Linked DNA regions of Mus musculus: all the other regions are linked to region 1. A link is a loop called in an ENCODE intact Hi-C map of the cell type or tissue named here. Cell type or tissue: heart. All regions are shown on one strand. Region 1 holds the start of Runx3 (runt related transcription factor 3). Region 2 has its middle 55 kb from the start of Runx3. Region 3 overlaps Srrm1 (serine/arginine repetitive matrix 1). Region 4 has its middle 16 kb from the start of Gm42327.

Evidence for each region. A loop is a pair of places that touch in the nucleus more often than their neighbours do. Peaks named below come from ENCODE experiments on the same cell type or tissue, not always from the same donor. Only the 100,000 strongest peaks of a DNase experiment are listed, where the experiment ranks them.
Region 2: it touches region 1 in a loop (3-fold over the local background); 15 of 42 quality-filtered maps call a loop at or near these places.
Region 3: a loop joins it to region 1, with 3.0 times the contacts of the local background. A loop is called at or near these places in 4 of 42 quality-filtered maps.
Region 4: it touches region 1 in a loop (4-fold over the local background); 19 of 42 quality-filtered maps call a loop at or near these places.

The regions. Positions count from the first base shown.
Region 1 is chr4:135,146,195-135,154,194 of GRCm38, reverse strand. Runx3 (runt related transcription factor 3) reads right to left here and starts at 1,650. Exons shown (of 5, transcript NM_001369050.1): 1 at 1,139-1,650. The coding sequence starts at 1,423. In heart, a CTCF peak has its summit at 3,560 (motif pointing right); DNase peaks (open chromatin) are centred at 1,074, 1,744 and 3,584; H3K4me3 peaks cover 2,279 bases; H3K27ac peaks cover 1,096 bases; H3K27me3 peaks cover 8,000 bases.
Region 2 is chr4:135,203,218-135,211,217 of GRCm38, reverse strand. No RefSeq gene overlaps it. Among named protein-coding and RNA genes, the nearest start is that of Runx3, 55 kb to the right of the region's middle. In heart, CTCF peaks have their summits at 1,200 (motif pointing left), 4,490 and 4,699 (motif pointing right); DNase peaks (open chromatin) are centred at 4,777 and 7,807; H3K4me3 peaks cover 1,728 bases; H3K27ac peaks cover 748 bases; H3K27me3 peaks cover 3,157 bases.
Region 3 is chr4:135,314,437-135,322,436 of GRCm38, reverse strand. Srrm1 (serine/arginine repetitive matrix 1) reads left to right here. Exons shown (of 18, transcript NM_016799.4): 17 at 1-147; 18 at 983-1,952. The coding sequence ends at 1,090. Among named protein-coding and RNA genes, the nearest start is that of Gm12984, 12 kb to the right of the region's middle. In heart, a CTCF peak has its summit at 4,250 (motif pointing right); DNase peaks (open chromatin) are centred at 4,276, 4,696 and 6,977; H3K4me3 peaks cover 455 bases; H3K27ac peaks cover 618 bases.
Region 4 is chr4:135,063,736-135,071,735 of GRCm38, reverse strand. No RefSeq gene overlaps it. Among named protein-coding and RNA genes, the nearest start is that of Gm42327, 16 kb to the right of the region's middle. In heart, CTCF peaks have their summits at 4,425 (motif pointing right) and 4,770 (motif pointing left); DNase peaks (open chromatin) are centred at 1,725, 4,405 and 4,825; H3K4me3 peaks cover 789 bases; H3K27me3 peaks cover 770 bases.

The sequences.
Region 1 (8,000 bases):
CCCTTCCTACTCTGTCCTTTCTCACGGCAGCTGTGAGAGGTTTAGGGGAAAACCAAGGCGTTTTCGTTTCATCTGGCTGCCCCCCTTACAAGAGAGAGAGAGAGAGAGAGAGAGAGAGAGAGAGAGAGAGAGAGAGAGAGAGAGAGAGAGAGAAACGAAACAGTTGCCTATCCCTGGTATCGTTGAAAAATAAATTCTCTGAACGACTCTGGGGCTACCAGGATGGAGGCATTCCCCAAGTCTCTGCCTATCTTTCGGGATGCAGACTTATGCCGGAGGCAGCCCTTTAGAACCGGCCTACGGTCGCCCTGTGCAACACTTCAGCCGCTGAGGTTGAGAGTGTGGGAAGGAAGTGTTTCTGCTGCAGAGCAGGAGGCGCGGTGCTAGGCCAGGCCCTCCTCGCCCTCTGTGCCCCACACCTCCCGGGTCCTCGCCCAGCTCCGGCGGTCCTCATCCCAGTTACCGGTTAGACTGTGCCAAAGAATCTGGGAGCCCCAGTCCTCCGGTTTCCATGCCACTATACTCTGCAGGGCCCCGTGAAGGCCAGGTGGAACGGGGTATGGCTCCTCCAGGCTGTCTGTGCCACCGAGAAGGAGCGCCCCAAGTGTCCGTGTCCTCCGGCAGAGAGGCCGCGGTGTACCGTTCCCAACGGGAGGTCTGGGGTTCTGACTCTTGGAATAGGAACGGCAGAAGAACTCCCCACGCCCAGTTCTCCTGGACGTCCTCCTGGTACCTTCCCTGACTGATGTAACCATATTTCTCTCTGGACCCGGGCTCGGGCAGCGGGGACACCCAGGTTCCTCTCATGTTCTGTCGGGCCTGGGCTCCTGCAGCGTGGGTGACCAGGCACCCCTATGTCCTGCTAGCCGGGTGACCCCCTTTTCTTCCACCACGGTACCTCCCATGTTCTCTGGGGTCTGGGCTCTTATTGCGGATCGCCTGGAGTCCAGCGGGGGTCCTTCCGGGAGTGGCATCCTGCAGTAGGGGCGCCCGGGTACCCCGGTGTCTTGCCAGCTGGGTGACATCCCCTTTCATGTCCTACTTCTAGGTGCTCCCCAAGTCCTCCCCGGTATGGGCTCCTGCAAATGGGGGCGCCCAGGTTCCCCGGTGTCCTCCCGGCTCGGGCCCCTGCACTCACCTTGAAGGCGACCGGCAGCGTCTTGTTGCAGCGCCAGTGCGAGGGCAGCACGGAGCAGAGGAAGTTGGGGCTGTCGGTGCGCACGAGCTCTCCCGCGTGGTCGGCCAGCACGTCCACCATCGAGCGCACTTCGGGCCGGGTGCGGCCGCCGGGGCCCGCGGTTGCCTGCGCGCTTAGCGCGCCGCTGTTCTCGCCCATCTTGCCGCCGCCGCCGCCGCCGCAGGGGAAGGCCGTGGAGGGGGGAGTGAAGCGGCGGCTGGTGCTCGGGTCTACGGGAATACGCATGCCGCGGCCGTCAGGGCGCGGGCGGCCGCAGCCGCGGGAAGCGGGAGGCGGGAAGGCGGCGGCTCGGGGCCCGGCCAGCGTGGGGGGTGGGGGGAGGGGCGGCGCCGGGGGAGGGGGTGCGCCCCGACGGTCGGCCGCGCGCCCGCTAGTCCCGCATCCGGCGCGCGCGGCCGCCCCACGGACTCGGCGGCCGCGGCCCCAGCCCGGATCCTAGAGAATCAAGTGGCGGCGACGCGGCCGCCCGCGCGGGGTTAGTACCCCGGGCCTCGGGGCGGGGCCGTGCGAGCGACGCGGGGCGCAGCCAATCGCAGCCCCCAGGCTCGGGGTTCGCCGTGGAGGACCCGGTGGCTCGGGCCCGCGCGAGCCAAGCAGGGGCCAGGCTCCGCCCCAGAGGGTCTAGACACCCGCGTCCCGGTAGCCGCGCGGGGAGCCGCGGTCCCCGGAGTCAGGAGCGGCCGCTGCGACCTGGGCAGACATCGGGTTTCCAGCCTCCTGGCTGCGGCTCGCTTCCCCTCCCTCGAGTCGCAGCCTGGCTGCTTCAGCTCTGGCCACCGCAGCCCGGAACCTGCACCCTCAGCTGGTTGCCGCGGTGACACCCAAGACGGTTTTCTCATTCCCTCCACTCCACAAACGATTTTGACCCTAGAGCTTCCACCCCACGAGGGAGTCCACAGCTCCGCGCGGCCTTGGCTCTCGTCTCTGTGGCTTCTGTGTCAACCTTCGAGGCAGACAGAATAGGGGTTGCCACAGGGACCAACAGTGGGGTGGGGACAACCACACGGCTCCTGTCCACTCAAAACTAATTTCAGGATCGCGCAGGCCTCGTGGAGTTGTCCTCTGTCTTGGCAGCTCATGGGTCTTTGAAAACTACAATGGGGCCTACAACAGTGTGCTTTTTTGGAACATTCCATGCTACACCATACGCATGCAACCACCGTCCGTCTAGTGGAAGTGGATGAGGGTCTGTGGCAGAAAGAAGTCTTAACGCTCAGACTGCTTTCTCCCCACGGATGGAAAGGGGTCCTCCTAGGGCCGGGCCATAGTCTTCTTGGCCCTAAAGCGCTGAGCCTACAGAGCTGTCAGGTGCCCTGTGGGAAATCGGCCCTGGGGTCTCTGTGTTCCTCATGCTCCGTGGCCCAGCAACTCCTGGACTTCACTAACAACAACTCTTTCCCGTCCCGTCTCCTAAGCCTGGCATGGGGGCACAGACACACAACTAGAGAGTCCACGGTCACCGGTCACCGAGGGCTGTGCTCTCCCCAACCCCGTGCACTCCTTGGACGGCAGCAACGAACGAATGCATGTGTTTCTCTCACTGCTTTGGAAATTCGACTGCATTTTCGTTGCCAGCGACAGTGAATCTGTCTGCAACTACCAATACAAGCCCCAGAAGCGACACGATTTAGGATCCGATGGCGACAGAGGCATCAAGACCTCATCCTGGCTCTGACCTCAGCTTAGAACACTCCATTTTGTCAAAAAACGAAATCAGGCGCTGTGTGTACAACAGCGGGGTACTAGGTATGTCCTGAGTCTAACGAGTGCCAGGAGAATTGTATTCTGCCCCTCTCTGGGCCTTATGCCAGCGCCTCAAGCCACCAGGGAAGCAAGGACAGTGAAGGTCCCTTACTGGAACTTTTTGAGAACCTATGATTCGGAGTTGACCATCACTAGGCCTTGGGCCGCCATGGAAACAGCCTCTGGACCAGAGGGGATCTAGGAAGCCTGGCCCTGAGCATGGGCCCTCAGGGGGCTCCCCTGGAAAGGGAGCACCGCTAGTCACCAGGTAGGACCCAGACCGAGTCGTCTATTCTGCCCTCGAGCGATTGTGGGCCGTGACTGGCAGCCTCTGCGATGCGATGCATAAATTCGATTTCTTGAGTGATTCCAGTTTGCATCTGCCCCATACTAGTCCCTCCGCCTGATTTCTCTTTCTGATCTTACAACAAATTAATAACCGGGTCTCCGGAAAGTGGGGCTACAGGAATGACCCAACATCTGACCCTGGGCCCGGACTCAGCTATAACCCTCGGAAGACGCGGGCACCAGATCCAAGGGTTGGGGAAGTGCTGGCCTTCAGTACGCAGCCTGAGGTCGCAGGTGAAGGGTCGCCCGGGCTGAAGCAGTGTCGTGAACCGCCCACTAGTTGGCGCTGGCGCCTTGCTGGCTGCTCAGTTGCCCCCACCAGACTCAGAGCACAGACTTGCGCCTGCAGCAGGGGCAGCACGGGCAGCACGGGTTTTCCAAGCCACGGAGCGTTGGGGAAGAGCTACTTTCTGGAGAGTGCGCGCCTGATTTCTCTTTATACCAGTGGTCACATATCAGGTAAATGGATAGTGTGGTGTTAGGCCGAGGGTTGCCTGCCCGGGTTCTCACAAAGAGATACGGTTCTTTGGAGTCCCAGATACCGAAGGGCCTGCAACCAGCAGAAGTCTCCCTTCAACAGAAAGGCGCCGCCCTGTTTCCCTACTTCTGTTCCTGAGCTCCGTTCTGAGGATAGGATAGAAGGCTCAGACTTTCATCCTTATACCTGTCTAGAACCAGACCAGTTTCCTTCTTTCTTCTCTGGACCGACAAACCTAGAACTATTTATGTATGGTCAAATTTTCAGACCAGGAGAGCTGCCACCAAACAGGACTCATCGCTCCCTCTCCCTTCCCCACCGTGCGTACATATGTTCCGTCTTTCTTTCTGTCCCACAGTCGGGCAACAGTCTGCCTTCTCTCAAATGCTCTCTTCTAAGAGCACCTCACTGTGTCCCCAACAGGGGACAGGAAGCAGAGATCAAAGCTCCTCTCTCACGTGTATGTCCATTGTAGGGTAAATTGGACCAGCCTGGGCCATCTACAGCAGGCTCTTATCCTGAGAGGACACCCCCGCCCTCCAAGCCACTAAGGCTTCTTGGCTGTGCAATGTTGCCTCTGTCTTTGAGGAAATGGACTGAGTGGGTCTCATTCCTTGGAAGTCAGGAGACAGGGAAGGGTAGGTTTCAGCACACTTGTTTCTGGCTCATCTCTGGTTAGTTCTTAAGTCTGCTTCCTCCATCCCTCTGGTCCAGGGACCCTGTGTCGAATATTCCTGAGCCTTCCTCTCAACTGTACAGGGGAGAACAGCTGAATCTGGGATCACGTGTGAAGTGCTTGGCACAGGACTGCTCCAGAAAGACGCTCTATCACGCCAACTGTCTTTGCCAAGTGTCACACCCTCACCTGTGAAACACTCATCTGGTGGTAGCTTTCACAGCGCTTTCTAGAACTCAGAACCTAGGACAGAGCTGTGGCCACCTTGCTCCTCCTTTCTCCTAGGCTGGCCTGAGGGCTACCTGCTGCCTACAGACTATCGGGTGCTTGCCTTTACATAGAGCTAGCACTGAAGGCAACTTTTGAGGGCCTTCTTGCTGTCAAGGCTCCAGACCTTCACTACTGCCCTCCCACAAGCAGCCCTGACCTAAGTAGAAAGTGACCATCACCATGGACACCACAGTCCTTTTCCTCTCCCCCAGAGGTGTCGGTTCCTTCTAGAAATGGAGTGTCTCCATTCTGGTCCCGGCACCCAGTGTGGATCCTGCCTACAGCTTAGTCTCTGGAACTCTCAGGGGACTTTCCTATGTTGAGGGACTTCTTTCTAACATTCTTTCTTGGGGAGGGGGAACTAGGGGTTCCTGCTGGCAGGAGAGGGGCAGTGAGCACTCCCTCCCCAAGGCTGAGAGAAAGTGAAAGCCATAAAATGCTGTTAGTAAACACAACTCTGTATCCTGTTTTCAGACGTGTGTAGTTACTTACACGGTATAAAATATTGAAATACAAAAGATGTCATGTACCCCGACTGAGCACACCTGCTGAACCCGTCAGAACCAGCGGTTGGTCAGAGTACTGTAACTAAATTGAGAAGCAATCTCTTGAGAGAGGTGGAGGCCCCATTTCAGAGGTTTCAACTCTGGGGTCATCTCTCCCGGGTGACTTGAGGGAAGGTTACTGAATGGGTGGGTGTGTTTTCCAATTGCAGAATTGAGAACCGGATTTAGAGGGAGGGAGGGGAAGGAGGGAGAGCTGGGACACCTTTCCCAGCTCTGTCCCAGCTGGGGAAGGGGGAGGGGGACTGGCCCTGAAATGGGTTGGGCTAGAAGACCAGTCCCAGCCTTGGCTGAGGCTTGACTAGAAACCAGACAGTCTGCTGGCCTTAGAGATATGACTGAGTCCCCTATAACTCCACTCAGCCCATTCGGTGTAGTGGGATGGGGCATCTGCAGACCCTTCAAACCCCGGGGGACAGAAAGTTCCCCCAGAAAGGCCTAGGAAGGGGGGAGTGCAACGCTGCTAAGCTCACGTCAGTGCTGGACTTTAGGGTCCTAAGCAAGGGCCAGGAAGGACCAAAGTTGTTTCCCTATGGTCTCAGGCTCCCATCTGAGCAAGGAGCTTCCTAAGTCATCCTGAGTCCCATCTGGCTCTCTAGTCTGTGATCAAAACCTACAAGCCATTCCTGCACTCTCAGGATCCAGTCACCTTTTAGGGGATGGGAATCCCCACTCCCTCATGTGTGCCCTATCTGGATGCAGTTTGGCTCTGAGGAGGCAATCTTGAGAGAACTCATTGGGTCTTGGGGGGTGGAAAGGAAGCCCGCTATCACTGTCACCTCTGTATCTGGAGGGAGTTGGTCCAGCCTGGCAGGTGATGACCCCCATGGCTGCTGTACAGGGTGGGTGGGTGTGCGCAGGGCAGGCGTTGAGAGCCCTGGTTCTTGAACCACCTGCTGTGTGCGCCTGCTCAGCCTCCCTGTGTGTGCATCAGAGGGGCAGAGATTTTATTCTCTGGGTTCTCAGGATGCCCCGGGGTTCCCTGAAGAATGAGCTTCTCCTGTAGGGACTCGGCACCTCAACAGCACTCACCAGCCTCCCTCTTTGCTGTCTGTACCACAGCAGCGACTCCCACTGTGCACCCGGAGCCCAAGAAGGCCTCTGACAGAAATCTGTCCTTTGTCTCAGCTCACACCTATCAAGATGCCCACAGCAAGGGATGCAGTGGTCAGGGACAGGAAGGGAGCCTCTGCCTGGCAGTCACCTCTGTCACATTCTATACCCCATGCTCACTTATGCCACCTTAAAGCATTTTTTTTCTGGGGCCATCATGTCCGTTATACAAGAGAAAAACAGAAGCCCAGAGAGGTTAAGAAACTTGCACAAGGTTGCACAGCCGGGAAACCACAGAACTGGGATTCCCTCCAGGGAGCCTGACCCTAGAGCCCACGTTCCTGGCCACTCTGCTGTCTCAAGGAGCAGAATCAGATTAGAGAAGTAACAGCCATGGGGCAGCATTAGATTCCTCGCAGAAGAGTCCTGGGTTGGCTTCAGTATTCTAGTGTCACTCATGAAGGCTCTAAGACACCAAGTCCAAGACCCCGACATTGTCAAATAGCGGATCCAAGGCCTAAGGAGGGAAGGGTCTGTTGAGATCGGAACCTAGGCCAGGTTACTCTCTGGGCATCTCCTGCTGCCACCTCCTGCTGGCTGGGTCCCCATCTTCTGTCTGTCCCGTGCTGTAGGCTGTAGGCCCCCTTGTCCCCAAAGCCCACCCAGCAGTGCCTGGGCCACAGGGTCCTATTAGGGATTTTCCACCCCTCCAAAAAGGTCTTAATGCCTGTCAGTCCTTGTGAAACTTTAATTAATCTCAGAGGCCGACGACTTGAAGGAGAGCTGCCTTGGCCTCACAAGGCTGAAGATGACGGCTCCGTTTATGTGGTGCGGAGGAACGCTGCAGACATTCCTGCCAGCAATAAAAACCACATGGCTTTTCCAGCGTCGCCCTTGGAAAAGAGAGAAAAAAAAATGCAGCCCTCTGCGGAAAGAAAGCAGCTGTGTACTGTACGCATGGCGTGAGATAAAAACAGGCGTTCCGAGGTGGAGAACAGTTGGGCTTTTATGTCTCCTCCATGACCACCGTCAGTGGCAGGGCCCAGCGGTCACCCTCTTAGCCACAGGCAGCTCAGAGAACAGGGTTGGCCCCAGTGGAAGGCCTTTAGCTGCTAAGGAAAAGAGCCTCAGCCCTTCCACCTGGGCTGGGTCTAAGCTCCCTGGCTGTCTCTGAGGTCGTGCCAGCACCCTAGGGTGTGACCTGCACCGTGTCACAGGGCCCTTACTCCTCAGAAGGGCACGCACTGTGCTCAATGCACGCTCTGCCGCAGCAGCTTTGAAAGGTTTCGTTCCTTGGTGAACAAGGATATGTGTTTTATTTTTCATGGGCTCCCCCAAATCATATGGATACATTCCTGGCCACAGAGCTCCCACAGGCCAGGAACCTACCCCATGCCATGGCTTGGCTCGTAAGGTGAAAGGAGCAGAGGCTCACAGGCATGACAGGTCAAAGAAGTCAACATTTGTACTCAGTTCTCCCAGACTCAAAAATGAGGAGTGTGTGTGTGTGTGTGTGTGTGTGTGTGTGTGTGTAAGAGCATTCGAGTGTGCCTGTGCCTATGCGTGTGTTTGTGTATATTTCTTTGTGTGCAGGCACATATGTATGTACATGTGGATGCCAGAGGTTGATACCAGGACTCTTCCTTGTTTACTCTCTACCTTATTCACCGA
Region 2 (8,000 bases), 57 kb before region 1:
ATAGTAACAAACAGCATGGTACTGGCACAACCTCAGAAATGTAGACCAACGGAATAGAATACAGATAAACTCACATAGCTACTGCTACCTTATAGTTGGCAAAGGTGTCAAAGACATACATGGAGAAAATGTGTGGTATTGGGCAAAGTAGATATTCACATGTAGAAGAACAAAACTAGCCACCTAGCTCTCACCCTGTGCAAAAGTTATTCAAAATAGATCAAGGCCACACTGTAAGGCTTGAGACAAACAGCTAGGGGGAAAACACGTGTAAAACCTAGGCACAGATAATGTCCTAGTTTCATATCCGTTGCTGTGGCAAAATACCCTGCCTAAGAGTGTCTTGGGGGGGGAGGGGCTTATTTGGCTTACAATTCCATGTTATAGGTCATCAAGTGGATGCAGCTCTGCTGCCAGCTTTTTTTACTGAGCCATCTTCCTTCATGCTTTTATGGTTCAGATCTGAGCCTAAGGAATGGTGCCACCCACAGTAGGCTGGGTTAAATGTCCTACAGACATGTCCACAAGCTAACCTGATCTAGACAGTTTCTCACAGAGGCTCTTCCCAAGTGATTCTAGGTTTTAGCAACATGGCTAGACATTTGACATTTAAAAATAACCACCACAGGTGAAGAAAACCTAGGCATAACTCTGGATGTCACAGTAAGAGCAGACGTGGCCTGCATGGTATTAAAAAGCTGCTGCCCAGCAAAAGCAATCACCAGAGTGGAGAGATGCCTGGAGACTGGAAGAAAATCGTGACCGACTACACATCTGGTGGGATTAATGGTTAGAATCTAAAAATCTAGAATCTAGATTCTTCTGGAATTAAAAACGGAACCATCCAGGGCTGGGAATACAGCTTAGTGATAGAGCCCTTGTCTTGCAAGTACAAGGGCCTGGGTTTAATCCTCAGTGAGAGGTGGGGGAAGGATCAAGAAAGACATCGGTCAGAAACAAGGACTCAGGGAGAAACGGGGAATTCAATAAAGAGGGCTAGGGAAGAGTGGAGTGCCCTATTAGCCCACAGTTGTATGTCATTAAAAGGAGATCTGTGACTATCAATCACAAACTCAAAACAACTGTTAGGGGCTGGAGAGATTAAGAGCATTGACTGCTCTTCCAGAGTTCAATTCCCATCAACCACATGGTGGCTCACAACCATCTGTGATGGGATCTGATGCCCTCTTCTGGTGTTTCTGGGAAAAAGAAAAAAAAAAAAAAACCATCCATGAATAAGTGGGCAAATTGAATACAACCCTAAAAGAAGAAAACAGATGACCAATAAATATATGAAAAACCGTTCACCCTCCTTAGCTAACAGGGAGATACAAATTGAAACTATATTGAGAATCTGCTTTTTTCCCAGCCAGAATATGGCTGTTACCAAGAAAACAAATGCCTTCTCGGGCTGGAGAAAGTGCTGAGCAGTTAAGGGCTCTCTCTCTCTCTCTCTCTCTCTCTCTCTCTCTCTCTCTCTCTCTCTCTCTCTCTCTCTCTGTGTGTGTGTCTCGGGGTGGGGGGTGTCAGAATTTGCTTTCGGGCATCACACTAAGAGGCTCACAACTGCCTACAGCTCTAGCAAGGATGTGAGCAAGAGCAGCCCTAATTCAGGGTGGTGGGAATGCAAGCTGGCTCAGCCGCTATGGAAATAAAAACAGAGTTTCTCAAAAAACAAACAAAAACAAAACAAAACAACAACAGCAACAACAAAAAACCGAGTCGGGCGTGGTGCCTTTAATCCCAGTACTCGGGAGGCAGAGGCAGGCAGGCGGATTTCTGAGTTCGAGGCCAGCCTGGTCTACAAAGTGAGTTCCAAGACAGCCAGGGCTATACAGAGAAGCCCTGTCTCCAAAAAAACAAAAACAAAAAAAAAAAAAAAAAAAAAACCAACCAACCAAACAAACAAACAAAAAACTTAAACAAGAGCTGGTACATTACCCACTAGTACGTTACCACTCCGGGTACCTAAAAGCCTCCTAGTCAGCATATCAGAGATGCACCTACATCGGTTTTTATTGTAGTGCTATTGCTAATAGGAAAGCTATAGAGCCAGCCCAGGGGTCCAACAAGAGAGCACTGCATAAAGAAAATGTGGTGTATCCACAATGGAAGTCTTTTCAGCCATACAGAATGAAGTTGCTCTCCACCTTGGAGCCATCTGCTCCAGCCTCTCTCAAGTGTTTATATTGCTTAGCTTTGCTTGCATAAACATCCACTAACTGAAAAGAAGAGGAGACAGAGAGACTAAGAGAGTTGTGTCCTCTACAGGAAGACGGATAAAACCATGACAGATCTCACTGTGTGACTTAACTCAATCTCAGGAAGAGAGACATCGCCTGACTTCTCTCATTTGTGAGCCCTCGATTTTTGTTTAGATGCAGGCACATATGCGCAGATGATATGCAAAGAGAAATGAAACTCTGAGGGTGGGGAGATGACAAAAGAGACTAGGGGGAAGGGAAAGGCCATGGAGGTAGGGTGGTAGGGTTTGGGTATGCTCAAATTTATACACACACACACACATACACACACACACACGCACACACACACACACACACACATATTGGCCTATACACATACACACACATATATGTGTGGCCTATATAAATGGCATATATTTTTATATAATATACATTATATATTGTATATATGGCCTATATAAATGACATACGTATAATATATATATTGTATATATGGCCTATATAAATGGCATGTATATACATACACACATACATATATAGTCTACTTTGGTCAGGTTGATTAAAGTCAGTGGAAGGGGGCAGTGATGAGCAAGGGAGGGCTCTAGAAAGAGCTGGGAGGGTAGATGGGAGAAGGAAAGAATTTAGATATGAAGCAGGAGGGGGGACTATTGGAGAGCAGGAGGGTACAGGGACTACTGTATTCACATCATCTTTACAGCTCTGCTGTCTGCAGCACTCAAATACTAGAGACAGCTCCCACGGCCTTCAGACTAGGGGATAAGCTGGCATGGAGGTCTGTATAATGAGCCCGGAAAAGGCACGAGGTAGTGATAGATGGCACAGTATGGATGAACCAAAGAACTGCTCCGCAGTACAAGCTAGACTCCAATGGTCATTCTGTAGGGTACCCCTTATTCCAAGTGTCCTTACTGGAGTACTGGGGATATAGGACCAGGGAGTTTGTTGGCCAGTCAGTCTAGCAAATACATTGAACTGTATGCTGATCTGTGGAGACAATCTGACCTCTGCATGTGCACGTACTTAGGAGAACACACACAAATACGGGGGTGGGGAGGAGAGAGAGAGAGAGAACGAGAACTATCTAAAGCAGACAACAGCAAAGGTCCAAACCAACTGAAAACCAGGAAAGCCAGACCGGCATGAAAGTCTCATGGGCTCCAGCCTGCACCTGTGTAATGAAGTCCCGGGCAACAGGGCAGGAGCTGCACTTGATGAATAGTGCCCGAGATCTCTCTAAAAACTGAATAAAGGAATCAACCTCAAATCTATGAAACTTCTCTAAAGTCCATGCAGAATAAAAACAAATTCAACACACCTAAACATATCATGGTGAAACTGCCCACCCTTTAAAGCAGTCTGAAGTCGGCCCGAGAAGCGGACGGAGCAGAGCCAGTGAGGGGACCACAGGGAAACCAGGGTGGCCTTGCAACTGGGGGACAGGGCATCTTTAATGAGGGAAGTCTGCCCTATAAATTTCCATAATCCGGGAAGATACCTTCCACTTGGAGGGCAAACGGGCAGAATAGGGCTCTAATTCTTTTGTAAGGCAGAAATGGGGCTTGTGATGGGGATCCCGTGGTGCACTGGTTGCCTGGCAAGCCTGAAGCCCTGGGTTCAATCCTGCTACTGTGTGGATCTGTAACCTCAGCTCTAAGGAGGTAAACACAGGACGGTACGAAGCTCAGGGTCATCTTTGGCTAGATAGTGAGTTCAAAGCCAGCCTGGGATATAATACCCGGTCTCAAAAAAAAAATTTTTTTTGTTGTTGTTGTTCCAAAGAAAAGAGGTGGGGAGAGAAAGAGAGGACAGAGTTAAATAGCAACCAAATAGACCTAACTGATTTATGAGAAATACTACATTCGACAGCTTCAGGGAAGGTTGAAGGGCCCATGGAGCAGAGTCTAGCAAAGCAGAGCAGGTACTCTGGTCTGTAATTCAGTCCCTAGGACAATCCCCTCTCAGGCACCACTGCCAAGCTTCCTGGCCACACACTGCCATTTCAACACCTTCATTTAACAAACGTGTGAATAGTACATTAGCAACTATTCTGAATGCCATACCATATTAGAGCTCTTTTATGGTCCTTATATAGAAAGTTCCCATTTCTGGATAAGGAAACTCAACCCCAGGGGTGTAAGACATTTGTTTGGTACACAGCTAGGAAACCACAGTTCCGAAGATGGACTGTAGCGGCATGAAGTCTGTAATCTTTAGAAGCCTGACTCCTTTTCTCATTAAGGTTGGCAACCAAACTAATTAGATTGTCAGGAAAACTGAGGCCCGTCTAGGGCGCACCCGACACTGGGTTTGTTCTCTGGGGGCACGTCTCTGGCAACAAACACAAGTTAAGAAGCCCAGACAAGTTGTGCACACCTGCTTTAATACTTCGTGGCAAGAGGCCAGGTGGACCCTGCTCTGAAAGCCTTGGCTGTCACCAGACGGGCGAAGGCTTTCTCCAAACAGCCGGCAGAGGGCGCAGGCGACCCTCTCTCAGGCGCCACTTCTGCAAACCGCGCGGGGCCAGCTGCAGGACGCCGGCAGTTTGGGGAGTTGTCAGTTCAGATCCGCAGCGTCGCCGGCTTCCTTCCTCTTTATCAGATCTGTCAGGGCCGCGGCGTGTCGTGAAGGCACCTCCGGCCTCCTTCCCTCCTTCCTGTGGCGAACGGACGCAGCCATCTAGCGAGCGAGCGACACTTCGCACCCTGACACTTCGCACCCCGGGGGCCAGGCGGGGCAGGGGGAGGAGCGACACCTGCTGCAAGATCGGTTCACGCGTGGGCCCTTTGCGCCTCTGCACCCTCTTCTCGCCTGTGCCCGGCACACTGCCAGGTTTGCGTGGCAGCTAGGTCGAGGTGGAGAGAAGGCGCTGCTGCCATCTTTCTAGGGGTCCCTGGACCCCGGTGGCTCCCAGCACGGTGCATGCATGGCTGTGGCCTGAGCCATACTGAGCGGTAGGTAGGTGCCACCTAAAAGAAAGAGGTGACAGTGCACGAAATATCTCTAAAGATCGGTGACATTATCTTCATAAAAAGTATCTTAGGGTCTAATAGAACGTGTCACTAGGTCTGCACTCAGAAGGGCCATTGGAGAGGAGGAAGGAGGAGTGGGGGAGGGGTGGAGTATCTTGAAGCACCTAGGACAACAGTCCTAAGCAAGAGTCCCCTTACTCTCTGACTCCCTCCCTAAACAAGAGCAAACTATTTGTAAATAAGACCGGCCCCAAACTCACAGAGATCCTCCTGCCTCTGTCTCCTGAGTGCTGGAATTAAAGGCATGTGTCACCATGCCAGGCTAGAGCAAACTATTTTCATTCAACTAGCTTTAACAGAAAAGTAACCTGCTTCCTCCCTTCCTTCTTTCCTCCCTCCCTCTCCCTCTTTTTCTCCCTCTTTTTTTTTTCTCCCTCTGTTCCCTCCTCCATTCCTCCTTTAGTGCCTAGTTAGATGCTGTCATCTCCCATGTTAGCAGGGGCTGGCCAGATTGACTTTTGGCCCAGCAGTGGGGCAGCCCAGATCTTACCAAGGGGATATTCAGCAGTCTCTCCGGGGATGCTAGGAGAGTCCAGCGGTCCCAGGGACACCTGCTGCGCTGCGTGCTCTGGCTCAGTGGGGTGTGGAAGAGGCTGGTCCTGTTCAGTCCGACAGGGATTTTAGGTCTGGGGAAAGCAGGAGGATTAGAGGAGGCTTGGGACACCTGAATCCCAGCACTTGGAGGTTGGGGGGAGAATTGGGAGGTCAATGCTGGGCAGTGGTGGCTCATGCCTTTAATCCCAGCACTTGGGAGGCAGAGGCAGGCGGATTTCTGAGTTCCAGGACAGCCTGGTCTACAGAGTGAGTTCCAGGACAGCCAGGGCTATACAGAGAAACCCTGTCTCAAAGAAACCAAAAAACAAAAACCAAAAACCAAAAACCAAAAAAAAAAAAAAAAAAAAAAAAAAAAAGCCCGAATTGGGAGGTCAGCCTCTGTTGGGCAGAAACTCCTTCAAAGCATCCAAACAATTTTGCCCCAGGCTGGGGAGATGACACAGTGGATAAAGTGCTAACAAATGGATCTGGGTAGACATGGCAACCCTGGGGAGGTGAAGACTGAGGTCTCTGGGTAAGCTGGCTAGATGACACTAGCCCTCCATCGTTAAGCCCAGGGTTTAATTGACAGAGCCTACTTTTATGAACAAGATGGAGGACAATGGAGGCAGATCTATCAACCTTGGGACGTCACAGACACGCCTACAGCCTACATATGCCCACTCGTACAGATGAGAACACACACACCCCATGACCTCACACCACATCTGTATGCTAACAGAAAAATGTTTTGCCTCCTCTTTAAAAGTTAAAAAACAAACAAACAAACAAACAAACCAAACCAAACCAAACCTGCTCCCTATTCCTACAGATCCTTCTGGGACTCAGGGGTCCCTGCAGGAACCTCGAGGTCACCTGTTTTGCAGTTTTGATCGGGAAATGTGAATAACTGTAAACACAGACCATCCCAAGTTCCCAGCCCGGGATCAGTTTTGCCACTGCCACTGGCAGTTGGTTTTTGAAGGGAAAATCCAGCAGGGCTCTGCCGTCACATTTGAACTTGACATTCTACACCTGCTTTTCCTTATCTGATGTCAAGTAGAAATCAATCATGACAGCAGGAAGCTGGATTGTCTCCAGCGTCTGTGTGACAAGGATGGCCAAGGCCGGAGTTCCTTGCCAGAGAGGGACTGCAGGGGGTTAGTGCTGATCTGGTACAAACCCTCGAGGCTCAATGGGGGCAGGATGGGGGTGGGGTGGGTGGATGGGGGCCGTAGCTATGGGGCCACACCTGTATCTTTATCCTCTCCTGCCAGATTTTACGGGTCTCTCCAGCTCTGGGGTAGCACAATGCCACTCGCCAGGCGCCAGGCCACAGGCAATCCTTGACACCCAGTGTCCATTTCAGGTTAAAACACATCTGTATGGGGCAGCCTGATGCTTTCCCAGTATCAGTGTCGTGGCTAGATGTGACTAAACAGAGACATTGGGTTTTTCTGTCTTCCACAAGCATCGGGAATAGCAAGGGAGAGCAATGTAAATAGAGACAGGCAGGCAGTGCAAGCCAGGCTTGAGGCTGATTCACGAACGCGCCGCTACGGACACCCTCACAGACATTTACCCAACCAACCTCAACTGACCCATGAAGGAACTTTGCAGAGAGAAAAAGACAAAGGGTGAAGAAGAAAGAGTACCGCTGTTTTGTTTTATTTGTTTTGTTTTATTTTATTTTTATTGCTTAGGCGATGACGAAAGTCTTTCTGCTCACTGAGAATGTTTGGAAAGCACCGGAAGCAAGAGGCTTGGCAGCAGCCCCACCCCCACCCTCACCCCTACCCCCCACCCTGAGTTGCGACTGGCCCTCGGGGACAGCCTACTGCGGTGTGTCTCCAGCCTGTTGACTAGGGGTTTCTTTTCCTGTGAGGGCGGCAGGGCTTTATTCTCTGTCACTAGTCGACTATGTTGCAAGTATCTCCGCGTCATCTGGAACTCTAGATTTTGGTCAGATCCCCTCCCTGCTCGCCTGTCCCACGATGAGCAGGGCTCGGTTGTTTCCAGCTCTCATGGTGACACATTTAGTCACAGCCGGAGGGTGATGTCGTTGAGCACGCATCTGGGGCTGTACTCCGTGTATGGAGTGCAGAGGAAATATGCAGAAATGGGAAATGAAAGTGTGAGAGTATGTGGGGGGGGGGGCATTGGCTGGGGCGGGGAGTGTTCCACCAGCATAGCCTTAGGAAACAGATTAAGA
Region 3 (8,000 bases), 170 kb before region 1:
GATAAGAAACACAAGAAGCACAAAAAACACAAGAAGGAGAAGGCTGTGACCATAGCCACCCCAGCTACTGCAGCCCCTGCAGCTGTTTCTGCTGCCACCACCACATCAGCACAGGAAGAGCCTGCAGCAGCACCAGAGCCCAGGAAGGTATTCACACCGCCTCTGCCTGCTGTCTGAGAAGTGGTTGTGCTTTTTCTCTGTAGTATTTTGATGTTTCTTGGTGACCTGCCAGAATCAAGAGTACAAATGGCTTCAAAAAAAACTTAATGTGTTTCAACTTTTTACAACTACGTTCAAGGGACAGCACAGGGCCTTTTGCTGTATGTAGATTGGGCAATGTATGCTACCACTGAGCCACATCCCTAGATATACACAATAAGTGCAATTTAAAAAAAAAAAAAAAACTTCCCATAAGGGACAAAAGTGGGGGCGTCTCAGAGTAACTGATGACAGTAGGGTCTGTGTGTGCTCACCCATCAGTGTGCATGTAGAGGCCGTTGATGTCTCTCTCTCTTTCTCTCTTATTTTTATTGCACTTTACAAATCCAGGGTCATTTGCAGAGTTAATTCCTTAGGATGGGACACAAGTCATCAGGGCTTGGGGCAGGCTCCCTAAGCTGTCTTGCCTAGAGCTCACTGTCAGCACTGGGGCGCTGCAGGCGTGCTGTCATCTTACAGGGTCCGCGTGCTTGCATAGTAAGCATAGGAACATAGCTCAGTTGGTTGGGGACTTACTTAACTTAATGCTCAAGGACTGGATCTGATTCCCTAGCTCTCGTTGTACTGGGTATGGTGGTAAGCCCAGCTCTTGGGAGGGCTGATCTTGGCACCATAACAAATTCTAAACAAGCCTAGGCTACAAAGCAGCCCTGCCTCGAGAGCTTTGGGTGGCTTTTGTGTGTGCAGAGCTGTGCAGTTGCTGTACTCGGGCCCCACTGTGTCTCAAGACTTAATATGTGCCTGGGTTGGGTTTGTTTTTCAGGAGACTGAGAGTGAAGCTGAAGATGACAACCTTGATGACCTAGAGAGGCACCTGCGGGAGAAGGCCCTGCGGTCCATGCGGAAGGCTCAAGTGTCCCCACAGTCCTAAGCGGACATGTTTGTTATGTTGTAAATTTTATTTGGTTTGTACTCAATTCAATTTCAAAATTGCTAAAATGTGTTTGAGCTTTAGACTATAACATTTGTTGTAATAATTGCTAGGTTGAAGTTCACCATGTTTAAAAAAAATGGGGGGCATGGATTTACATTACAAAGGCGTCCACGGTGTATTAGTGACATTCTTCCATTGACATTTAGAGTGAAATATTTTATGCCAAAAAAAAAATCTCTTTTTTAAAAAAGGGGGTTTGACTATTGTTGGCATTCTTGTGGTTCCTTTAAATGCCCTTACCTCTCCCAAGAGGTTGTTTTGTTTTGTTTTCCTCCCTTTTCTCTTGAATTTTAGCATCCACATAAATTATGCTTCCAACCTTGTATAGGTTTGTAAGCTTGCCCAGAAGTGAGACCACTGTTGAAGTACCACAAAAGTTTGAATGAACGAGTGAGTGTTCACTCTTTTGTCTGTGGAGTCTGCTGTGTGGCAGGATCCCAGCCCTAGAGCTGCAGGGCTGCCCTGTGGGACAGCGCAGCCTAAGCTGATTTGGATCTGGGTTTCTCCTCCAGGTAGGGTTGTTTTGTTTCCTTCGCCCTTTTCTTCTCTGTGTAAAGGCGATTCCCTAGACCCAGGATGGACCCTTCAGTTATAGAAATTTGTTTATGGAACCCGGTGGCTCCCGTCATGTTTCTCCTTACTCATCCAATTGGTACCCACAACTGAAGAGCTCGTGTATTTGGCGGGCTGGAAGGGCCTGGACAGTGTCTTGGTTTCACTGTTTTATTTTATTTTATTTTTTAACTAAAGCTATATAAAGCTTGTGGATTAAACAGAATAAATTTCTAAATTTAAGAACATTGCCACTCACATTTATTCGCCTGCAGGGGAGGACGGAGTTCAGGGAAAATAGAAAGTGATGTCGCAGGCTCTCCCCTTCTTACTGAAATAACTAACTGCAGAGATGTCAGCAAGGGAGAGGGGGGTGTGTTCTTGGAACATGGAAAGCTGGTGAGGAGAGAGGCAGTTTACAGCAGGGCATGGTGTCAGTGTGAAGGACCTCCCAGGTGGCACTTGGACCTGAAGCTTGTGACACCAGAAGTCTGAGCCTAGTCTTTGGAGGCACAGATAAATTTGATTGTGACTTCTAATAGATGAAACTAGAATACAAAATGCCCACATCTGAATTTCAGGAAAGCCTAAGGGTGTTTTGTTTTTTGACTGAGACAGGGTTTCTCTGTATAGCCCTGGCCGTCCTGGAACTCACTCTGTAGACCAGGCTGGCCTCGAACTCAGAAATCCACTTGTCTCTGTCTCCCAAGTGCTGGGATTAAAGGTGTGCGCCACCACTGCCCGGCCCTGTTTATGACTTTTAACCAAAAGACAGACACTTAAGACTTCGGTAGGGCCAGGCTCGAACCTAGAAGGCCCCTTCAGAAAGCCCTGGATTAAGAATCTGGACCCACACCAGCTCAGAAGAGAAGGGAAGGGGAACGGGGAAAGAATTGTGGGGGTGGAGTGACCAGGAGAGGGGCAGTGAAAAAAACCTGGGAAATTTAATGATTCCACATATTTCTTTATAATCCCCAACATTTACCCTAAAGTTACACATATAAAGACAGCTTTCTCGTTAAAAATGAATCTGGAGCTGGACTGGAGAGGTGGGGTGGCTCAGTGGTTGGAAGTATTGCTGCTCTTCCAGAGGACCCGACCGAGTTCAACTCCCGGCACCCATATGGCAACTCTTGATTGTAACTGCAGTTCCAGGGTATCGGACACCCTCACACAGACATAACGTGCAGACAAAACAGCAATGCATGTGAAATTAAAAAAAACAAATCTGGGGCCTTTTGTAGTGGTTTACTCCTTTAATCCCAGCATTCAGGAGGCAGAGGCCGGCAGATTTCTGAGTTTGAGGGCAGCCTGGTCTACAGAATGAGTTCCAGGACAGCCAGGGCTACACAGAGAAACCCTGTCTCAAAAAAAAAAAAACTAAACTAAATCAAAAGACTTAAGCAGTGAGCTGGTTTTACATGGAACCTACAGTGAGTTATAATGAAGAAACAAGGTACTCAGTGAAGACAATCCTAGAGGACTCTAGAGCTGGGAATAGTCTCATGTGCAGAGCTTTCTGTGTTCTTCCATGTGGAAACCAACCCCGTGTGAGACAGGAGAAGCAGTGTTGAGCGACTACAATGCGGACTCCCTGTATAAACAGTCGGAGTATTTGCTTCTGTTTAGCCTGACAGTTGGAACATTTGTGGCTGACCCATGCAACACAGGAGCTTTCATTCTTTCCAACTGAAACCTGACAGCAGTCCTTGCCTATACAGCTAGTTGAAGCTGTTTAGAGGCTAACCCAGTCTCTACTCATTTTTGAGTCCCATCTCAAAAATGGAGCACATGTCTGTAACTTAGGCAACAGCAGAAGGGCCTTCCCCCCTAGTTAGTTGCTTGTGAACTCAACAGAAGCTAGAGTTACTGCACAAGGCCACGCCAGCAAGATCAGTCAGCATCTCAGCCAGCAGCACTAACTGGACTCAAGCACAGGAGGCGGTCAGCTTCCTCGGCACCGTCTTCATCTTGAAGGCTCGGCCATCGTTTCCTGACCCATTTCTGAACATAGAAGTTACTAGAATTTGGACCTCTGTTTAGCATCATTTCTATAGTGTCCTCATAAATTAAATGGTGAATCAGCATAAAACCGTAAGGTGAGACATCACATGTACATCGTAGTCATTCACGGAGCCCACTGGGAGTGGAGGGACAGCCTGATCTACATAGCAATTTCCAGGCAATTTCCAGGCCAATCAGAGCAATATAGTGAGATCCTGCCTTAGGGGAAAAAATATTCCATTATCAAATGGCAAATTTCAACCAAGCAAAACCCAAAATTGGGCTGGAGAGATGGCTCAGCAGTTAAGAGCACTGGCTACCCTTCCGGAGGTCCTGTGTTCAAATCCCAGCAACCACATGGTGGCTCACAACCATCTGTAATGAGATCTGATGCCCTCTTCTAGTGTGTCTGAAGACAGCTACAGTGTACTTACATATAATAAGTCTTAAAAAAACAAACCCCAAATTTCTTTGGCAGTGTCCGGATAGGCACAGAGGCTTTCCATTCTTTCCTGGTCCCAGCTGTCCTCAGATTTGTCCACTAGGTGGCGCCTAGTCCCTGCTTGGCCACAGAGTGAGCTGGCATACTGTGCAGTCCTAAGACTCCTGTGCTTGCTTGGTCATTTTCTTTTTATTGTTATTTTAGGCAGGATCTCATATAACCCAGGCTGACCATGAACTTGCTGCATGGTCAAGGATGACCTTGAACTCAGTTCCTCTGTGTGTGTGTGTGTGTGTGTGTGTGTGTGTGTGTGTGTGTGTGTGTGTGTGTAAGAGAAAGGAAAGAGGTGGATATTTTGCTTGAATGCATATGTCTTTGTTTGTTTGTACCTCCTGTGTGCATGCCCTCAGAGGCCATTGGATTCCCCAGGACAGGAGTTACAGATGGTTGCACAAGGTTGCTGGGGATTAAAACCCAGTCCTCTGGGAAGAGCAGCCATTGCTGTCAACCACTGAGCCATCTATGTAGCTTTGGTTGGCCAGGAACTCAGTATGTGAACCTGGCTGCCTTTCAACTCCGATAGCTTGCATGCCCTGTCTCCAAGAGCTGCGATTAAGCAAAGGCATGTGCCGCCATGCCTAGCAGATGTTATTTATTTTTAATATTGTTGAGTGCATTTCCATCCGTGTATGCTGTATAAATATGCATTTATGTGTGCCCCAGTGCTCATGTGGAAGTCAGAACAATTTCACAAAGCCCATTCTTCCCACTTTATATCAGATCCGGGGTTCAAACTCAAGGGTAAGGTTTGTTCCGCTGCAACTGCTCACTTACCGTCTATCTGTTGGAGTGGTTTTGGTTTATGTTTTGTTTTGTTGAGACAAGGTCTCATTATATAGCCCTGGCTGTCCTGGAACTTGCTGTGTAGACCAGGCTGGCCTCAAACTCAGAAATCAGCCTGCCTCTGCCTCCCAAGTGCTAGGATTAAAGGTGTGAGGGCTTTTCGAGAGGGAACATCCGCCTCAGTGTCCTTCCAGTGGCCTAGCGTACAGGACCTGGAGGGCTTATGAGGGCTTAGATGTTTGATAAGAGCCTTGAAGATGACAGGGCAGGTTCTAGAGCGCGCTGAGAAGGGGCATGGGTCACAGGGTGACTCGGGGAAGCTGAGACATTTTCATTGTATACAGGGTCTCTTATAGTCTCATTTGTGAGATTCCTGGAATACTCCAAGTTTGAATCTAGGAAGGAGCAAAAGGCCATACACGCTCAGGCTTAAGCCGGGCTCCCTGCCGTTCTGATATCTCTTTTCAATGCGTATGAATTTTCCCCTACAGGAATGTCTGCCCACCATGTGCATACTTAGCCTTGGTTCTCTGAAACTAGAATTACAGGCAGTGGACTGGTGAGATGGCTCAGCAGGTAAGAGCGTTGATTGCTCTTATGAAGGTCCTGAGTTCAAATCCTAGCAACCACATGGTAGCTCACAACCATCTTTAATGAGACCTGACACCCTCTACTGGTGCGTCTGAAGTCAGCTACAGTGTACTTACTTAATGTATAATAATAAATCTTTGGGCCGGAGCAAGCAGGGACTGAGCAAGCAGGGCTGACCTGATCGAGTGGGGCTGACCAGAGCAAGCAGAGGTCCTAAAAAAGTTCATTTCCCAACAACCACATGAAGGCTCACAACCATCTGTACAGCTACAGTGTACCCATATATATATAGGCTGTTGTGAGCTGCCCCATAAGTTCTAGTCATTGAATCCAGGTCCTCTGGAAGAGCAGCGAGAGTTCTTCATCCCTGAGCCATCTCTGCAGCCCCATCTTTTCACATTCTAGTTTTAAATATCTACATAAAAGGATTATCGTGGGCCAAATAATGGTGGCACACATCTTTAATCCCAACACTTGGGAGGCAGAGGCAAATGGATCTCTTAGTTCTAAGCCAGCCTGGTCTATGGAGCTGGTTCCAGAACAGCCAGGGCTATGGAGAGAAACCCTGTCTCCAAACAAATGAACAAACAATGGACCATCATGTATATGCAGGCGGCCTTCATAACAAATCATAATTGTTATGGGATCCTTGACGTCAGTGACAGCCTAGAGTGGGAGGTGCCTTTCCTGTGGCCCCTTAATTTTCATTGCATGGCTATCCTGCCTCAAAATGGCACGACCTGACACAATTCAGGAGGTTGGAGATTTGAAGTAATCTAGGTCCGCAGTAGTGGCGTGTGGTTTTTGATGCATCCATCATAAAATGCTGTTACAGTGTTTAGGGTTAGGCAGGAGGCCTGACTGACACTGGGGACCCAGATGGCCCCACTCACGCTGCAGCCGTCAGGACGCCTCAGTTCCTCACCAGCAGGCTCGTATTCCTTGATATCATTTCTTTTTCTTTCTTTTTCTTTTTAAGATTTATTTATTTATTATCTGTAACTACACTGTAGCTGTCTTCAGACACTCCAGAAGAGTGCGTCAGATCTTACTACAAGTGGTTGTGAGTGAGCCACTATGTGGTTGCTGGGATTTGAACTCAGGACCTTCGGAAGAGTAGTCAGTGCTCTTAACCACTGAGCTATCTCTCCAGCCTGATATCATTGAAGAGGGAAGAGTCTTCTTCACTGTGAGCAGACCCTGGGTCCTGCCTGCGGAGAGAGGCAACTGAGCACCAGCGATCCAGCACTAGTTCCCTGCCCTCTGCTCTGGAAGGGATGGGATGTCAGCAGACTCTTCGAGTTCCAGCCCGCCCAGACTTCCCCCATGCTGATGGCTGTAGCTGGAAGTTGCCAGGCCACTCACCCTGTGTCTTGGTTACTTTTCCATTACTGTGATAAAACGTGCATGACCGAGGCAACTTATAAAGGGAAGTGGTTAAATGGGCTTCAGCTTCGGAGGGTTAGAGTCCTCGCTGACAGAGCAAAACAAAAACACAAAACACAAGGGCAGGAACAACTGAGAGCTCACATCGTGGTCCTGCAAAGTATGACACAGAGCAAGATACTGGGAATGGCATGCATCTTTTGAAACCTCCAAGCCCACTCCTGGTGGACACATCCTCTACCAAGGACACACCTCCTAATCCTTCCCAATCAGTTCCACCAGTTAAGCATCAAGAATTCAAACACTGGAGCCTACCTGGGGGTCATTTTCATGCAAACCACTACAACCTGTACCTGTCAAGTGCAATCCTGAGAGCTGAACCCAGGCTCATAAAGACAGACCCTTGGCAAACACTGGTATTTTATCATACAACTAGGCAAAGTCCACTGATCCATGGCCTCTCTGCCTCTGTGAAATTCACAGTTCTGTGGACTGAGGACTCAGAACATTGGGCCTTCCTAGGGGACTGACTGACTCAGGCATGAATCTCCCATCCTGGATGTAGCCTTTAAACATTCACCTGGGCCAGTCTCCTTTCAGGAAGAAGGTGGAGGAGCTATGTGTCCATGTGGGTAGAGCTTGGGACCTGTTCCCGTCAGCCCTTGCTGGTGAGCTTGGGCAAGCCCTTATCTCTCTCTGGGGCTCTGGGTGCCCCTTATGGATGTACAGGCTGAGTTGGTATGTCTGATAATGCTACGGACTCACTTCTGACAAATGATAGGACATTTGAGGAACCACCATCACTGACGCATTCTCCCGGAAGCCAGTGAGGACACAGGGCCAGGTGCTGATGGAAAACGGGGCTATGCAATATCTGGGTGCTACAGGTCACACGAGGGACTCGCTGTCAAGACCTGTGACTGTATCCTTTACTATGACAAAACGGGTGGCAGAACGGACTCAGGGAGAGACATTGACAAGGGCTTATCTGTCACTGTGGTGAAGACGTGGCTGCCACAGTGGCTCAAC
Region 4 (8,000 bases), 82 kb after region 1:
AATAAGTCTCTCTTGAACGCAAGTCCAGACAGTCCTTCTGACAAGAAGACTGGCATTCAGTGATTGGTGGGCACTGTGCACAGCCTGGGTATGCTGGACAATTTCAAAAGCCTCGGAGCAGCAGGGGTTAAAACTTACGAACTATTGATTTCTAGAATCTTCCATGGAAGACTTTTGGACTGCTATTCGTGTTGGGTACCTGAAACCACAGAAAGTGGAAGGAGCCAGCTGGGACCACCGCGCCGCTTCCAAACTGACAGCTGTCTGTCTTCCTGATGCTGCGGCCTTTTCCTTCACCATGTTGCCTTCTGTGGGCAACCAGGGCGCTTGCTTAGTTTTCGGTGGCAAGAGTATTTTTCCCTCAGCCTCAGTTTGATCTGGGGTTCACAGCTAGAGGCCACAGGTCTGGAAACAGACCTCCCTTGCCCAGCACATGGGACTCACCGGCTTGCCTTGCCCTGGAAAGGGAAGGGTGACGGATCTGAGAGCATTGACGAAGTGTCTACCAGGTGCTTTGACTATTCCCATGTTTTTCCTGTAAGGATGCTGGCACTCAGTTTGAGGCCACGCCCATCTGAACCAAGGCCCAATTAATTGGAGCCCAGGCTGTATTGGGCCACATTCTTTACCCCGCATCCTCTGTGTAGAGGCCTGTCAGAAGCCCCTCTGCCCCTAAATCTCTGGCTTTTTCCAACAGATGGGCTGGAAAATGGGAGGAGGTGGCTTAAACATCGTCAGGCAGACGGGGCTGGGTGCACAGGCCTAGAACTCTTTTTACTTGGGAGGCTGAGACGGGTGGATTATGGGTTCAAGGCCTTCCTGGGCTATAGAGTGAATTCAAGATCTGCCTGGACAACTTAGTGAGACTTGTCTCAAAAAAAAAAAAAAAAAAAAAAAAAAAAGACCTAAAGATGTAGCTTCATAATCACAAAACACAAGGCCCTGGTTTCAATCCCAGCCCCTCAATAAACAAACAAACAGATAGACAGACATCATGAGTCCCAACCCAGGGTAAAGATGGGGGACGCAACCCTCAGGTCAAATCTGTCGTCCTCTGGTCAGGTGTCAGCGCTTGGGCCTGATGCCCTACTGATGCTTCTGAGCACTGATATGGTTGGATGCTTGTAATCAGTTTGCTCTTTATGTTTGCACATATGTCTCAAGACCCTGTCCCGGGTGTGGGTGTGGGCTGGTTCTGGGGTGCGTCAGGGGTGGAGCGATGCAGTCCCTGTTGTGGGAGCTTTCTAGCTCTGGCAGGACCGACTGTGACCCTGTTTCCAACGTCTTCTGGTTCACACATCCTTTGAGGGCCACCAGAACTGTTGGCTGTGTGTAGGATTCATATTTTAGAGTAAGACTCTACTCAATGTCTGTGGTTCTGTCATTATGGACAAGCATGTGACCCCATGCAGGACACTAGACCAACCTAAGCCTCTTTGAAAAGGTCCAGGTCCCAGCGAACAGACTCCCAAGCAGGGCCAAGTTAGGGTGCCACTCCCAAGCCCCTGAGGAAAGGGCTTGGCCAGAGACAGGGGACCAGGTGGGCAGCTCTGAGCAGCTTCCGACCGACCGTTGGTGGCTGTGGAGAGGGACGCAGCGATAGTGGGGAAATGAAAAGAGGCCAGAGTCGCCCAGGCCACAGCACGCAAAGGGCCACCTCATCCTCTACCCTCCCGCTTGGCTAGAAAGGGGAAGGCGGCCCAGACCGGGAAGTGGTTGGCTTCTGATGACTGCGGGGGACCGCCAGCCCTGAGCAGGAAGTGGTCAGCCCTTCCCATCCCGGCCAGCCGGGCCTGCCTGAGCTCACCCTTGGATGGAGCTGGCCTGAAAGTCCCTGATCTCTGCCCGCTCTGGAAGTGGCTTTATTCTTAGAAACTCCACTCCAACCGGGCCCCCCGTTTTGTGGCTGGGGGGCGTCTAGGAACTGGGGCTCTCAGTCCGGGTCTGCCCTTTCCTGGGGCAGAAGCACAAGTCACGCGGCCTCCACAGCTGGCCGTGTTCCTTGTCTGTTCAGTTGGGGTGCAAAGCCCTGTCTGCTACCTCAGGGGGGACACTGTGTCCTGAAAGCCCACAGCTGGAAAGTCCCCATGGTTTTCATAAAAAGGATATAGCCAGGAAGGGAAGCAGGTAGCCCCAGCTCTAGGCCTGGCAGGTACAGGGCTGATCGGTACTTGCTTACTCTCAGCCTCGGCCTAATGTGAGACTTTGGTCAAGTCTACCAGTCATTGTATCCTCCCTCCCTCCCTTCCTTCCTTCCTTCCTTCCTTCCTTCCTTCCTAATAACTTATTTATTCATATTTTATGTGCTTTGGTGTTTTGCTTGCATGCATGTCTATATGAGGGTGTCACATCTTGGAGTTATAAGACAGTTGTGAGCGGCCATGTGGTTGTTGGGATTTGAACTCAGGACCTCTGGAAGAGCAGTCAAGGCTCTTCATCACTTAGCCATCTCTCCAGCCCCCACTGTCCTTTTCTTCTTGTGTATCTGTGCCTGTATTTACACACACGTGTGAGCATGTGCAGACGAGGGCACGTGCCTGTGTGAAGGCCAGAGGCCGGCCTCAGGTGTTCTGCCTCAGGAGCCTCTGATTTTGCTTTTGTTTTTGTTTTCAGTCAGAATCTCCTTGCCCTTGGGCTTGACAGATGGGCCAGGCTGAGGCTGTCTGGTCAGTGAGCTCGAGGGTCTGCAGGCTCTTTCTCCTTGGCGATCCCACCATATGCACACACCTGGCCCCAGAGCTGGGATTACAAGTGTGTACAACCACACCCAGCTTTATATGGGGTAAACTCAGGTCCTCATGCATATATAAGCCTCCAACCGAGCCCCTTCCCGGCCCCTCTGGGCCTTTCTCTATGGCCAGGGGACAGGTCTTAGCATCCAGGATGGTCACAGGACCCAGCAAAAACAACATGCACAGAGACACTCTGGAATGTTCTCAGTGGTACACTAAGAAGCACTTCTTAGTGGAACTGGACCCGAACTCACATCTTGTAGGCTTGGAGTTTGCTACCTGGCCCTGGGCCTCCCAGTGTGGGAGAGAATTCTCAACCCCTTGGACGGGCCACCAGAAGAAGGAGCCCACTTACCTGTTCCTGCCTCCATGGAGAAGTGACAAATCTCTTTGTCTGGTTCCAGCAAGTCTCTGAGATGCCATACTTGGGGTGGGACGGGCTCTGCAGTCCTGGATGGCCAAGCCCACAGTGGAGTGAAAGGCTAATCTGCCTGCAACAGGCCCACAGCCCATGAGCCTTAGGGACATCGGGGAGTTCCGACTCAGATTTTGTCAAATGCTTATAGGCAAAATTAAAAATAAAATAAAATGAAATGAAATGAAATGAAATAAAATAAAATAAAAAAGAGCAGTCTGCCTTCCTGCCTCGTCTGTAGAGGAGGAATAGGAGGAGCCCTGGCGACAAGGAAGAGGGAGGATCAGTTGGCATTCCGGTATGGCTCCTTTTTCTGGGAAGCTCAGAGCTCGCCACGTCTAGGTTGGCAATGGCTGGAGCTGAAGGAGTCAGCCCCATTCATACAGTCAGGCTGGGTCTGCCTGTACTATCCCCACCACCACCACCTAACAACAACGTTGTCACTGACACCCCCACCACCGGCAACATCACTTACCACGGTTGACACCATCTCACACCACTGTGACCATCACCGCCCTTACCACCTCCCCCTCCCCCACAGCTCACCGTCACCTTTGCCTCAATTACCAGCCACTACTGTCACCATCATCACCACCGCCACCACCACCACCATCTTCACCACCACCACAACTAACACCACCTCCTCTATCCCCACCAGACCCTGGGCCAGCCACTTTGCCTCTGTCACTACTACAGGAAAAGGACTCCCTTCTCCAACTGAAGCCTCGCCTACAGACTCACCCCAGTGGGGATGAGGGCCAGCCTCAGGGCTCTGCCATGGCTGCAGCAGTCAGACCTGCAAATGCCTGCTGCAAGATGAACATAAGCGCTCTTGGAGAAAGGGGGCAGAAGAATCTATTACAGAGAAGAGACATGTTGACCACACACACGGTCTTCGCAACTGACGGACGTGAAGTAAGACACATTATGCTTTTCAAATTACTCTTGGGGAGACAAAAGCACAGAAATTTAAAGGCTTGTCCAAGGCCAGGTATCTAATATAGAATGAGGCTGTGATTTGAACCCAGGAACCTCACACCAGAATCCCCAATCCTGACCACTTCACTACACTGCCAGATTGGAGGCCCAGACCCTCACTGTCAGCAGTATCATTGACCCTGCAGTTTTTAACCTAAGACACAGTAGACGCTCAACAAAAAGAAGCCAGTTTATTGATAATACTGAAGCCCCTCCCCCACTCCTGCTCCTTCCTTCCCTGAGCCCGCCAGGCCGGAGGCTGTTGCTGCAGTTCCATAGCCAGCCAAGAGAGGGCAGCATGCAAAACAGTTCAAGAACTTTCCCGGGGCGCCAGAAGGAATTGGGAGGAAGTGGAGCTAAGACTTTGTGGCTGGCGTGAAGGCAGTTAGTGACCCAGAACAAATTCAAACAGACTCTGATGAGACGTGTTCTCTCATCCTCAGCTGAGATAACTGAGGGCCAGAGATGGAAGCGTCCTTGTCCACGATCACACAGCCAGTAAGTGGCAGAGACAAGTTAACAGTTTCAGTCTTCTGATTCGTTTTTCCCTTACCCAAATGGAAGGCAAGGAGATAGACCAGGCCTCCTCGCGTCTGCAGGATAAGACCAGGAACAGGACTAGCCTATGGTAAAAGTGACTAGCCCTGGGCAACACCTCACACCTGCACATAGCCCGGCCGCCCCCTAGTGGCGATGACGGTCAGTTTTCGTAGGCTCTGATAGTCTCTGCATGACCTTGCTAGCTGAGTTCTTCCTGAAGTCACCACTGCAGCTCTGGCGAATATGGTCTCACTCCTGGAAGACTCCTGGAAGGGGGAGGGGCTCTACTTTCACAGAGACGAGACCCATTTTCTTCTAGGAATAGCATCCTCTGATGAAGAGCAGAACTTACAAAATTTGCAGAGTGCCAGTTGGTGAGACTTTGGGGGTGGGGTGATTAGATAAGGAAGAAGAATAGAGTACATTTTAGAGAAGAGTGGAGTTATTAGCTGTGTCCAGAGGTGCCTGAGCAGCTAGCCCAGTGGAGAAGAAATGAGCGAGAGATGCAGACAGCATTCCATGCAGATGAGATAGCAGTACAGAGGCCCTCGGGCTGCTCTCCGGGGCTCACGTAGATAACATAGATACAGACCACTGTGGTTCCCACTTCTCGGAGACTCCTAACTTTTCGAGGATCTTTTGAGCCTTGTAGGGAAGAAACAAAGGTTCAGAAAGGTCATGTTGGAGGTCACAGGGTAAATCAGTGGCAGAGTTCAACTGAAACCCCAGGCTTCTGCCTCCCAGGTCAGGCTATTTAGAGAGTGGCCTTGGATTCCAAAGTTTCTATAGCATATCACCACTGGCATACACACACACACACACACACACACACACACACACACACACACACACACACCTGAGGTGTGAGGGGCAGGACATAGTCTCCAAAGTGTGGATCCATTCAGGATAGGTGCCAAGAGCACCTCAGGCATGGTCTGATGCACCCAGCCATAGTGGGGCTGTAAGTGGGACATCTCCTGTGCCTCCCCCTCGGGGTGGAGGAAGTCTGCTCAGAGAGCTCATGTGCTTGCCAATTGGCAGGGGTGAGTGGCCACCAAACATCAGAGGCAGGATGACCACTGCCCAGGCCAGGAAGCAGGGCTCACCTGTGGCCATGGTCAGCATCCAGCCAGGGCTGAGGTTTGGAGCTGGACCACGGATCTCGAATCAGGCTGAGAGTCAGCATGGGGTTTGGTTCAAGGGTCTGTGGCAAGGGACAGTTACCAGGCTGGGTTCAAATAAGAACTCATCCATCGCCAGAGAGCAGAATGGCCAAGGTTGAGGCTCTCTGTGGCTAGAGGGAAGGGTAGACATGTGGGCCAGGCAGGGACAAAGTCACAGTCACAGGCCTGATCCTGAGGGCTGGACAGAGGAAACAGGCAGGTTCACTTCCACCCTGCCAATCTCAGCCAGGCTGGGCAGCTCAGCCTCCCACCACCCTAACCAACCCCATGGCTAGTGGTCTTGGCTGAGATAACACTGTGCCTTCACATCTTTCTGTAGCTGTGCTAAAACACTCTGAGAAACGCAGTTTAAAGGAGAAACAGTTTGTCTCGGGAATCCAGGTTACAGAGCATCATTGTGGAGAAGTTAAGTCAGCAGATACTTAAAGCAGCCACCCACATTGTATCCACCATCAAGAGCAGCTAGAGATGAATTAATGCATGCATGCCAGCACTCGGCCCCTTCTCCACTCTTACACAGCCCAGGGAATAGTGCCACCCACAGTGGGCAGGCATGCCTGATCTACACAGTCCCTCATTGACACTCTTTCCAAGGTGATAACTTCAGTCAAGTTGAGAACTAACAGTAACTACTCCCATTTAGCAGACAGAGGTACTGAGCCCAGGACCTGCCTAGCTTCCTTGGTGTGTCCCTGCACATCTGTGACCAAAGGGATCGCAACTGAACCAGTCAATTTAAGGGAGCAGAGATCGTGAGCTGGGGGAAGACAGGTTGTAGTGAGGACTGGGATCTTGTGAGCTCCAGGAACTATTCATTGGCAGCTGCTGGGAGGTCTGGCCATTTGCTTGTTCATTGATGAGTTTATTTGACAAATGCCTCCTTCTTGGACCTCTCTGGGTCTCGTTTCCTGAGTGGTTATTGGGAACTAATGAGAGTGCAGGCCCAGAGAGTGGGTGTGAGTTCCAAACACAGAGAGTGCACAAGGGTGCCGGTCTCCCCACCATCTCCCCAGGGCTTTCCCATCTTGGTGTACATCCACCAGCTAACCTCTAGCTGTTTTCCCTGGTCACAGGCATTGGACAGCCAGATACCTAAGAATCCACACACAGTGTTCTATCTTGGCTGCCCTGGACCCAGTTGGGCAGCCCTCTGGGCCACACTCTCCTGGCTGTTTCACATGGCAGCCATGCCTCTCTCTGTCCTGCACTCCTCTCAGACATGGCGTCTCTCCTCTCCTCCACAGTCTCCCCGCATGGTGAATCTCCCCTTCTCTCCTGCTCCTGGTCCCAAGCCCAGGAGTCCTAAAACTCCCTCCTCTGTCTATTCTCTCCAGCTACTGTCTGTTGGCATCTTTATTACCAATCAGAACCAACTGGGGACAGGTTCTCAGAAGCTATGTATAGATATCCTCATGCAAAGAGTTTCTGGGGGAACATGATTAGCATTAGAATACAAGCAGCTACGTGGCCTCCACAGACTTGTTTGCTTGAGTGCTTGGTCCCCACTTGGTGGAACTGTTTGGGAAGGATTGGGAGATGTGGCTTTTTGGAATGGGAGATGTCGCTTTTTGGAAGAGACGTGTCAATGTGGGTGGGCTTGGAGGTTTCAAAAGCCCATACCATTCTGAATGTCTTTTTCTGTCTCTGCTTTCCGTTTGTAGATCTGGATGTAACCTCTCAGCTATATTTCAGTGCCTGCCTGCCTGCCTGCCTGCCTACCTGCATGCTGCCTCCTGCCTGCCTGCCTGCCTGCCTGCATGCTGCCTGCCTGCATGCATGCTGCCTGCCTGCCTGCCTGCCTGCCTGCATGCATGCTGCCTGCCTGCATGCTGCCTGCCTGCCTGCCTGCCTGCCTGCTGCCTGCCTGCCTGCATGCTGCCTCCCTGCCTGCCTGCCTGCTGCCTGCCTGCCTGCCTGCCCACCTGACTGCCTGCCTGCTGCCATGATAGTCACGGACTCTAACCCTCTGAAACCATAAGCCTCCAAATTCATTTTTTTTTAAAGACAGGATTTTGCTATTACGTAGCTCTGCCTGTCCTGGAACTCACTAACTCACTTTCTAGACCAGGCTGGCCTCGAACTCATAGAGAACCTCCTGTCTCTGCCTCCTAAGTGCTGGAATTAAAGGCATGTGCCACCATTCCTGGCTAA